Linked DNA regions of Homo sapiens: region 1 is linked to region 2. The links are chromatin contacts, found by Hi-C in ENCODE. All regions are on one chromosome and are shown on one strand. Each heading gives the region's core, a stretch centred on a gene start or an enhancer-like site at or near the end of the contact. The rest is flanking DNA. Distances are from core to core; before and after follow the strand shown. Region 1 overlaps KIF16B (kinesin family member 16B). Region 2 overlaps MACROD2 (mono-ADP ribosylhydrolase 2).

Region 1 (5,095 bases), core at 2,385-4,884, 1.1 Mb before region 2:
TTGTCTTATCCTTTTTTTTTTCTTGCTCACCTTGAGCATGGACTTTTTATACATGGAGTTGGCAGTATTTATGTTGCTGGTAACTTGGTAGTTAGCCTGTGTTTTAGTTGATGGTTATTTACTGTGTTTATCTCTACTGGTTTATTTTATTGGGCCTTACCATTTTTCAAAAGTTTAGTTTGCTGCAAGGCTGGTTTCTTCTCCAGTTTTTGGTCTCAGTTGTCTTGCGTTTTTATGGACCATTTACTAACTTTACAGTTGGCTATAGATTGCCTTAAATAGCTTGTTAAGATACACAATCTTGGGGAACATGTGATGAAAGCAACTGAAAGAAGTGGGCTTCTTCCTCCATTAACTGAGATTAGTGTTAATTGGAGACTTGCTTTTTTCCTTTTTGTCCGTGAATATTATTCCACTGTGAGCCACTTTAACTGATGAGCTTCGGGTGTTTTCTGTTTTCAAAGTAGGTGGGGAGATGAGCTCTTAAATTCAAAGAACAATCTGTCTTTATTCAGTTACTTCAGATTGTATTGTCTGAGTGGTGGGATGCATTTTGCTTCAGCCATTTTATAACCACACAATCTAAAACTGAATTGTCAAGGTCAGCTGAGCAAATGAGACTGTTCTGGTGAAATGATGAATGGCAGTTACAGGCAATGGTGGGAGAAAGTAGGTTTCCTCCTAGTCCTACATGGTAGCATGATTTTCCTTGGCAGTAACATATTAACTTGATTACGTGTCACCGGCTCTGTAATTTGTTAACTCATTTGATTAGAACATGTTGCTAATTCAGTCAAGGTTTCCAGTTGTACACATTCATTTTTGCTTCTGGATCTTTGCATATGCTATTCTCTCCTTCTAGAACACTTGTCCATTTGTCCACCGGCTCTTCACATGACCAAATCCTACATTGTCTCCAAAATCTCCATGTAAATGTCACTTCCTCAAAGAGGATTTACCAAACTCAGTCCAAATTTTACCTCCTGGGCTACTTATTCATAGCATCCTCTATCTTTTCTTGTTAGCACTTTAAGTAGTTGGTGATTATATCTGTTTGTACAACTGTCTACTCTTGGTCTCTGTATTTAGTGGTAAGTGGAAGAGTCTGGTTTTTTCAGTACTGTATTCCAACTTCTAAGTAGGTGTTTAAGGGAATAATTCTTGACTGAATGTGTGTATGTGTGAACTGTTTCCAGATAAGGAACTTCCATACCCTCCTTTTATCACAGACCATGACTCTTAACCTGCAATGGCTGGCTTCCAAGTCAGTGACACCGTATGTTTAACCATCACCAGCAACTCCCGTATCTCATGACCTAAGGTTAATTGTCATCATTGTTGGAAATAAATTGAAATGAACCACAGATTGATAGAAGCAAAGCAGAAGTAAAACAATTGCTATAACCAGTGTAGATTGAAAAAATTATTTTAAATAGGTAGTTACTCCCATTATAAAGTGAAATGCTTATTATAAAAAGTAACACATTCAGAAATGAATAAAGTAATCACAAGTATTCATAATCTTTTCACCAAGAAAACATGATTGGTTTATATTTGTAATATTTGCTTATATTTTAAGTACATATATTTAAGTGTACATCAGATATTGTAATTATGCATTATATAGAGTATTTAAAAAACAGAATTGAGATTGCACTAGATATACAGTTTCTACTTTTTTTAAACATTTAATTGTGTGCTTTTTCTCACGCCGTTGAATATGATTCTTCATTTTATGTTTATATCATTATTGATTTAACTTTTGACTAATCATTAAAGACACTCAGAACTATTTCCTTTTTTTTCCATGTAAATTGTTGATAACATTTCAATTAATCTTTATATAAATCTTGGTCTGCTTTGTTATTTTGTCAGCTAAATCCACGCCCAGAATTCTTTCTTTGATGGCAACTGCTGCTTAAATTAAAGCAACTTGGGGAGGAATAAGGAGGGAAATGTCAGGGAGAGAAATAAGGGAAGGAAGGACTATACCACTGGGTTGGAGACCTAGAAAAGAAAATGCACTGCAACAGAGAGCTGAGCATGGCAGACAGGCTGGTGCTCTGAGACCTCTGGCAGCCCTGGTCTGGGATACAGAGGCGCACATTTTCAGCATTGCCTGGTTAGGCGTATCGGCATGTTGTCTTTCACATGTGCGATCTCAGAGGCGTACACATGTGTCAGGTGGACTTGCAAAGCTCTTCACTTCAACAGTGTATCGTCATGGCAGAGGAACTGCGGTGCCTTTTATGAATCTCTTTTGCATCTTCAAGTTTCCCTTCTCTGTTCTCTGTTCCCTCTACCCACAAATGTGCACAGTGTTTCTTTCCTTAAACCAGCCCCTTCTTGGGCCACCCACTATAGACGTCACCAAAATGGTTTTTCAGGATAATTTCCCATGTACATTTCCAACAATATAAAATTGTGTACATAAATCATGGTGCATCTATGTTATAGAATCCCATGATATTAAACTATGTTGTAGAATAATAGTTAATGATTTGCTGATTTGTCCAAGGTGTATATTATGAGGAAATGATTAAATAATAGACTCTCTGGTAGGCTCTTCTCTGTGAGTGCATCTGTATGGCCGGAAAGGCTGAGGGCTGGGAACAAAATAAAGGAGTCATGGTGTAGGACACTTACCTGTGCTTTCTAAATTTTTTGCAGTGAATTATTGTAAACATGAGAGCATGCAGGGTATTAAAAGTTATTTCTTACGGCAAAGAGATGGACATCGGTTGACACCATCTCCTCACTCAGGTGGTCTGTAACTCCTTGTCATTGTGTTTCTGGCTGTGAAGCTCATGCCACTGTCTTCAAAACACTACCCATAGAAATCACCGGTTGAAACCTACTCTGTGCCTTACAGAAAGCCCTCAGGATACATGGTCAGCCAGGTGGGGATCTCTGTCCTCTGAAAACCCCAGTGGAGGGGGAGACAACCTCTGCCCTCTGTGACCTGAAAGGCCCTGAGTGGTGTCCACCCTAGCTCCCTCTTGGGCCATGATTCTTCTCTTGTGGCCACCCTCCCTTGGTTTCTTCTCCTGCTGGCACCATGTGGTCCTTCTGTACTTCCATTGTCCTGCACACATCCCCTCCTGGCCTGTGGCCTGGCTCATCCCTCATGTTGGCACCAGATGCATCTTCATGGCCACTCCCTTCCTTCATGCAGCTCTGTCCTGAATGTCCTCTTCTCAGTCCTTCCTCTTCCCCAGCTTTATGCTTTTTCATAGTACTTATCTCACGGCATACGCATTATGTATTAGTTAGCTCAACCCCACACTGGTATAGAGGTTTATGAGGGAAGAGACTTGATTTCTTTTGCTGAGACCACAGTGCCTAGGATAGTGCCTGGCATGTTGACCAGGTGAATTATGGGCGAGTGAACCACCAGTTCCTGAATGTCCTGCCCCGTGCTGTGATAGAGGACTCATGGGCAGGGGAGGCAGAAGAGAAGCTTGCCCAGGAAGGTGCCCTCGAGAGTGTGTCATCTGGACCTTTAATATTCTGCTCACAGTCTAACTTCCCTGTTATTTCTCATCACTTCCCTTTATTTAATCAGAGCAGTAGCCAGCTGAGGCTCTGTATAGCTTCCTCTGTGTACCTCTCATTTGTCTTCCTTCTGTTTTTCTTCCACTGGATCTTCCCCCACCCACACTATGCTCATCACAATTCTATCCGTTTTTCAAGGCCAAGCTCAGACAACACCTCCTCTGCAAGGCTTCCTCTCATCCCTATAAATGCTGTCCCTCCACCCCGTCTCCTGTTGAAAACATGCCCTTTCCCACTGGGCTCCTTACATTCTGTGTGATCGATATATGAGCATGTTTTCTTTCACTCTGTTTCACTCACTTAAGAGTATCCAAAGGCACGCTGTCCATTCTTTATTCTACTCAGAGTCCTGCCTGTTCACAGCAGGTGCCAGGACAAGTTTTGTTGTATATGTAGAATGCATGGCTGAAGGAAGTGGGAGGAAAATTATGTGGTGCATTCTTCTGGTTTGTCCAATGGGAAGAGGTATATTTTGTAATGATGGATCATTTTTAACTTTTGAGAGGCTCCTTCTGGTATAAAAAGTACCATGGTTTGGTTGAGAAGGTGAGATAGAATTCCAGCCTGGGTAGAAGAATGGATGAGGAGTTGGAAGAGGTGGGCTTGAGTCCAGACTCTTAAAAGGAGTTCACCTGGGCCCTCTCTCTCACACTCTATGGGCCTCATTCTTCTGGCCTGTAAAATAGGATGGAGGGGCAGGGGAGGTGGGGTGTGTACGAGTTCATTGTATGATCTATTTCAAGTGTCTATCCAGTCAGACTGCCTGTGATCCTCTGGCTTGATTAGGAAAGCCTCTGGGTTTCACATCTATGGTCCTAGCTGTCATTTTCAGAGCAAGTTATACCATTGCTATGAGAAATAGGCCGGGGAGAAACTTAGTGAAAATGCTTATGATATCAAATTTTATTATTTTTTAAAAAACCAATCCTTTTTTCTTAGGGCACTTTCCATTTGCAATGCAAAAGGCTTAAGACTGGCTCCTTGGAAAGTCTTTAGTGAGTACCTTCTAGACCAGCAATTTGGAAATTTATTAGAAAACCATTCCCAGAGTGTTTTGAATTTTTAAGTTATAAACTCTGACGTTTACTTAAGAGGGTTTAATTTCACAACCTTCTAGAATAAATTGCATTGTGAGACTTCTTGTATCCCACCCCCATCTTGATACACACCCCTCGAATTGTAATTTTATGTAAGTCCGCCTACTGTGGGATACCCTGACAATGATTTGAAAAAAGGGTGAGTGGGAGTGAGTAGTGTAGAAATTCTAATTGTCTCTACAAAACAGCTATTCCTACCTTTCTAATGAAAGTTTACCTGAGAGCTAATTCACACAGGAAAGACTTCAAGGCCTTTCCATGAAGAGCTGGAAACCTGATGGATGGCTGGGTTCTTCTTTTCATCAGTCTCCCAGAGCCTACCCTGGGTGAAATAACTGCTTTCTGCTTAGCCTTCAAGGAACATCTAGAATGTTAGGTTCACAAGGCTAGGAAGAAGATTGGATAGGACAAGCACAAACCCCTTCACCCAAATTCAAACATTC
Region 2 (5,970 bases), core at 172-2,671:
TATTGATGTTGTGCCCTGCAACTTTGCTGACTTTGTTTACTAACACTAGCAGTTTTCTCTTTTTGTGGATTTTTGGAATTTTTAATATAGAGAATCATGTTATCTGCCATTAGAAATAGTTTTACTTCTTCCTTTCCAATTTTAATGCTCCTTATTTTTTCTTGCCTACATCCTCTGTCTGGAACTTTTAGTACAATGTTGAACAGCAATATTGAAAGCAAACATCCTTGTCTTGTTCTTAATTTTAAAGAGAAAGGTTTCAGTCTTTCACCATTGACCATGGTATTAATCATCAGGTTTTCATAAATGTCCTTTAACATGTTGAGAAAGTTTCTCCCATTTCTAGTTTTTGAGTATTTTTCTCATGAAAGGTTTTGGATTGTGTCAAATTCTTTTTCTGCACTGGTTAAGATAATTATTTTTTCCTTTGTTCTATTAATATGGTGTATTACATTGATTGCTGTTATCTTATTGAATGACTCTGGCATTTCTGTGATAAATCCCATTTAGTTATAATGTATAATCCTTTTAATATGCTATTAAATTGAGTTTGCTAGTATTTCTTGAGGATTTCTTCATCTATAATCATAAGGGATTTTGGTCCATAATTTTCTTATTTCTAGTGATGTCTTTGTCTGGCTTTGGTATCAGGATAAGCTGGCCACATAGAATGAGTTAGAACATGTTCCCTCTTCCATTTTTTGGAAAAGTTTGAGAAGGATTGCTGTTAATTGCTTAAATGTTGAGTAGATTCACCAGTAAAACCATCTGGTCTTAGGCTTTTCTTTGTTGGGAAGTGTTTAATTACTGATATAATTTCTTGTTATATAAATCTGTTCAAATTTTGTTTCTTCATGAGTCAGTTTTGCTACCTTGTATGCTTCTAGAGAATTGTCAATTTCATCCATGTTTTGTAATTTGTTAGCATACAATAGTTCAAATATTCTCTTATGATCTTTTCGTGGTAGAAGGTCTATAGAAATGTCACCACTTTCATTTCTGATTTTAGTTAAGTGCAACTTCTATTTTTTTCTGATTTCAGTTAAGTGCAACTTCTGTTTTCTTCTGATTTCAATTAAGTGCAACTTCTGTTTTTTTCTTCGTCTTGCTAAAGATTTGACAATTTTGTTGATCTTTTCAAGGATCTAACTTTTAGTTTTATTAACTATATCTCTGATGGCTAATTTTATGTATCAGCTTGACTGGTCCCAGACATTTGGCCAAACATCATTCTGGGTGTTTTTGTAACAGTGTCTCTGGATGAGATTAACATTTGAATTAGTAGACTGAGTAATGCAGACTGTCCTTCCTCCCTAATGTGCTTGGGCTTCAACCAGTTAACTGAAAACCTCAACAGTACAAAAAAAACTAAATAAAAAGAAACCCTTCTGCTTGACTACCTTTAGCTGAAACATTGCTATTTTTCTGCCTTTAGACTCAAACTGAAACACTGGTTGTTTTTGAGTCTGAAGCCTGCCAGACTCAAAAAGCCATTGGACTGGAACTTATATTCTCAACTTTTTTGGTTCTCCAGATCTTGGATCTTTTCAGCCTCCATTATCAAGTGAACCAATTCTTTATAATAAATATCTTGATAGAGATAGATAGACAGATAGATAGATAGATAGATAGATAGATAGATAGATAGATAGATTAGATGGATGGACAGAGATATAGATATCTTCTTAGCTCTGTTTCACTGGAGAACACTAATACTAATGTTTCTTCTTGAGTCAGTTTTGCTACATTGTATGTTTCTAGAGACTTGTCAATTTTATCTCTGTTCTGTAATAGTTCGAATATTCTCTTATGATATTTTTGTTGTAGGTCTATAGAAATATCACCATTTTCGTTTAGTCAGGGGAATTAGTCAAGGTCCTCCAGGTTTACTCTGATGTTTTTCTATCCTCTATTTCATTTATCTCTGCTCTAATAATTATTATTTCCTTTTTTAATACAAGCCTTGGGCTTAGTTTGCTTATTGTTTTCTACTTTCTTAAAGTGCAAAATTGGATTATTGATTTGAGATCTTTATTTTTAATGTTGGCATTTACAGCTATAAGTCACCCTCTGAGCACTGCTTTTTCTGCATCCTGTAAGTTTGTGTATGTGTGTTTTTATTTTCATTCATGTTTAGGAATTTTGCAATTTACCAGAGTGATTTCTTCTTTGGTTTATTGGTATTAAAGAGTGTGTTATTTAATTTTATTTTTCACATATTTGTGGACTTTCCAGTATTTTTTGTTGTTGTTGTTATTGGTTTCTAACTTCATGTCATTGTGGTCAGAGAAGATCACTTACATGATTTCAGTCTTTTCAAATTAATTGAAAATTGTTTTTGTGGCCTACCGTATGGTCTATTCTGGAAACAGGCCCAGAAGAAATTGAGAAGAATGTGTATTCAGCTGTTGTGGAATGGAGTGTTCAAAATCTCTGTCAGGTCTAGTTGGTGTATGGTGCTATTCAAGTTCTCTATGTCCTTCTTGGTCTCCATTTCAGTGTTCTATCCATTACTGAAAGTGGGATATTTAAATCTCTAATAGTTACTGTAGAACTATCTATTTCTCCCTTGAAGTCCATCAGTGTTTGCTTCATATCTTTTGGCTCTGTTGTTTGTTGCCTATATGTTTATAAATGCTATGGCTTCTTAAAGAATAGACTCTTTTATTAATATTTAATGTCCTTCTTTCTCTCTTTTAATAGCTTTTGACTAAAAGATCATTTTGCCTGATATTAGTAGAGCCACCCTGGCTTTCTTTTGGTTACTACTTGCATGGAATATCTTTATCCATATTTTTGCTTTGAACCCACATTTATCTTTAGATCTAAAGTAATCTCTGGAATCGTGTTTTTATCTGTCTGACCATTTCTGCCTTTGGGAAAATTTTATCCATGAGCATTTAAAATAATTACTGATAAGGAAGTTCTTAATTCTGTCATTTTGCTATTTGTTTTCTGTATATGTTATACTTTTTTTGTTCCTTATTTCCTTCATTATTGCTTTCTTTTGGGGTTAACTGACTTTTTTTTTTTTTAGTGTGCCATTATTACTTCTTCCTTATTTCTTTTTGTGTGTTTTTTAAAGATATTTTCTCAGTGGTTACTGTGGGAATTATAATTAGCATCCTAAATTTACAGTAATCTATTTTGAATTGATATCAATTTAGCTTCAATAGATAAAAAGAGTGTCCAAATGCAGCTTTTGCCTGCTTTATGTTGTTATTGTTACAAATTACATCTTTATGCACTGTGAGGCAATTAACCATATATTTATACTTTTTGTGCATTTGCCTTTTAAATCATATAAGAAATCAAAAGAGGAGTTATTAACCAAAGATAAAATAATACTGGCTTTTACATTTACCTATGCATTTACCTTCACCAGAGTTCATTATTTCTACATATGACTTCAACTTACTGTCATTTTAGCCTGAATAATTCTGTTTAACATTTCCTATAGGGCAGGTCTACTATTAACTTCCTCAGATTTTGTCCATCTGTAAATGTCTTAATTTCTCCATTTTTGAGGGATAATTTTGTCAGATATAGAATTCTTGGTTGATTGTTGTTGTTTCTGTCTTTTCATTTGAGTACTTTAAATATATCATTTTGCTCTCTCTGGCTTCCATGGAATGAGAAATCTGCTTTTAATCTTGTTGAGCATCTCTTGGACACAAGTCACTGCTCCCTTGTTGCTTTTCAGAGTTTCTTTGTTTCTAGTGTTTAACAGTTTGGTTATAATGTGTCTCACCGTGAGTCTCTTTGTGTCGATCCTTCTCGGGATTCATTGAGCTTCTTATATGTGTGGATTTTTACATCTTACCAAATATGGAGAGCTTTGGCCATTATTTCTTTGGCTATTCTTTTGCCTCTTTTTCTCTCTCCTATTTTTCTGTAATTCCAATCATGCACATGATAATATGCTTTAGGTGTATATACAAGTCAGTGTATTACATATACATACATATTACAGGTTTTTTAGGCTCTGTTCACTTTTCTTCATTCTTATTTCTCTCTGATTTTCAAATGAGATCATTTTAATTGACCCACTTCCAGTTTGCTGATTCTTTCTTCTACCTACTTGAATCTTTTATTGAAATCATCTGGTGAAATTAGCTCTGTGTTAGGGCACTCCTTGATTGCTTAGCCATGCTATTTAAAATTCTGTCTTAACCTTCACTTCCTGCTTGCATTGGCCTAGCAATCAGCATGAGTTGATAGCTCAAGGTCTTCTCATGTCATTTCTAACAGGTGTCCTGCACTGGGTGTGCATGTGGTTTTTAATCTCTCCAGTATATACAGACACTTTTGAATGATTTAGTTTCCCAGATAAACTATCTTTCCAGTTTTTCCTCCCAGGATTTCAGTTCTTCATTATTTGCCTCAACTACAACCTTTTGCCCCAGGTGGCTGGAGGTTGTTCATTGACCCTATAATATTTTCAAGAAATACCCACTGCTTTTTCACCCTGAATGAGTTCAAGTTTAGGCAAAATAAAGACAAACAACTTGCATCAGTCCCTCAGGCAAGCCCCAAGATTTGTTTGAATAGATAAAGTCTTGCTTTCTCCCTACAAAATCAGGGACACGGTCTCACACTGGGAACATGGGCTTCAAAAATTCTACCAAGCCGGGTAGGGGAGTATAGAAAGGGTATGTAAAAGTACCTTGAAGTTTTTATATCATTTTTTAACAATTATTTTATTTTAAGTAAAGATGGTGTCTTGCCATGTTGCCCAGGTTGATCTCAAACTGCTGACCTTAAGCAATTTTCCCACCTTGGCCTCCCAAAGTGCCGAGATTACAGGCATGAGCCACTGTGCCTGTCCGCTCATTTTTAAAGTTGCCTTTTTTTTTTCTTTTTCGATTAAGCATTCACTTGGTTGCTGTAAACATTTGACTGTTTTCCAGCGTGCTGACAAAGTTGATTCTGACAGCTTTTACTTGATTTCTTGGTTTCCAAAAGCAACAGGCCCTTGAAACTACTTTTTCCACCATTTTTGCTGACATCACTCACCATGTAAATTTCAACAGGACACTGGGTAAAACTTACTGGTCCTAATGATATTTTACCTTTTAATGATATTTTACCTTTGTCCTAGATATTCATTATTTCCATGAAGAGCTACCCATTATTACCAACTTAACTAATGCATCACAAATATCATCTCATTAGACCCACAAAATAAGTGGGATGAGTGAAAAAATAATAACACAATTATGGGACAGATTTTCAGAAGAGTTTTAGTCATGAAATAAAAAATATTTTTGAAAATTGATATTTTAAAATGTATTAGTCTGCTCATATGCGTTTTTGGTTGGAAAAATGCCACATTCAGGAATTTGAGCTTTAGAGTATCCAACATACACATAGACATTCATTTATCTCTTTCAAAGCCTCCCCATCCACTACACCCAGTGGAAGAGGTGGTGGTAGGCAGAAGTATAGTGAGCAACAACACACACCTTATTCCTTGACTTGTTCATTAAGAGAAATGAGAAGAAAACCCCCAGAGAAGGTGAGAGCACTAGGAGGGATTCCACAAAACAGAAGAGAAACATTCCACACATTACTCCAGTAAGAAATCAACTTCAGTTATTGCATGTCATTTTTTTTTTTTTTTTTTTTTTGAGACGGAGTCTCGCTCTGTCGCCCAGGCTGGAGTGCAGTGGTGTGATCTTGGCTCACTGCAAGATCCGTCTCCCAGGATCATGCCATTCTCCTGCCTCAGCCTCCCGAGTAGCTGGGACTACAGGCGCCCGCCACCATGCCTGGCTAATTTTTTTGTAGTTTTAGTAGAGACAGGATTTCATCGTGTTAGCCAGGATGGTCTCGATCTCCTGACCTCGTGATCCACCCGCCTCGGCCTCCCAAAGTGCTGGGATTACAGGTGTGAGCCACCGCACACGGCCGCATATCATTTTTTAAAAGGCAAAATTTCTCCATTTTTTCAGTGAAAACTTTTGAAAT

The links. A loop is a pair of places that touch in the nucleus more often than their neighbours do. Pooled maps may share reads with other maps.
Region 1: a loop to region 2 is called in a map with no recorded cell type, with 13 times the contacts of the local background. The contact joins two enhancer-like sites. A Hi-C loop is called at or near these places in 4 of 37 single-sample maps with no recorded cell type and 1 of 50 pooled maps.

What each region holds. Positions count from the first base shown.
Region 1 is chr20:16,389,655-16,394,749 of GRCh38, reverse strand. All of the region lies in intron 17 of KIF16B (kinesin family member 16B), which reads left to right. Among named protein-coding and RNA genes, the nearest start is that of KIF16B, 180 kb to the left of the region's middle. RefSeq lists a silencer at 2,043-2,102. Within about 2 kb of position 3,634, at least 2 of the 41 ENCODE cell types and tissues checked have a DNase peak (open chromatin) inside an H3K27ac peak, as active enhancers do.
Region 2 is chr20:15,313,167-15,319,136 of GRCh38, reverse strand. All of the region lies in intron 6 of MACROD2 (mono-ADP ribosylhydrolase 2), which reads right to left. Among named protein-coding and RNA genes, the nearest start is that of MACROD2-AS1, 390 kb to the right of the region's middle. Within about 2 kb of position 1,421, at least 2 of the 41 ENCODE cell types and tissues checked have a DNase peak (open chromatin) inside an H3K27ac peak, as active enhancers do.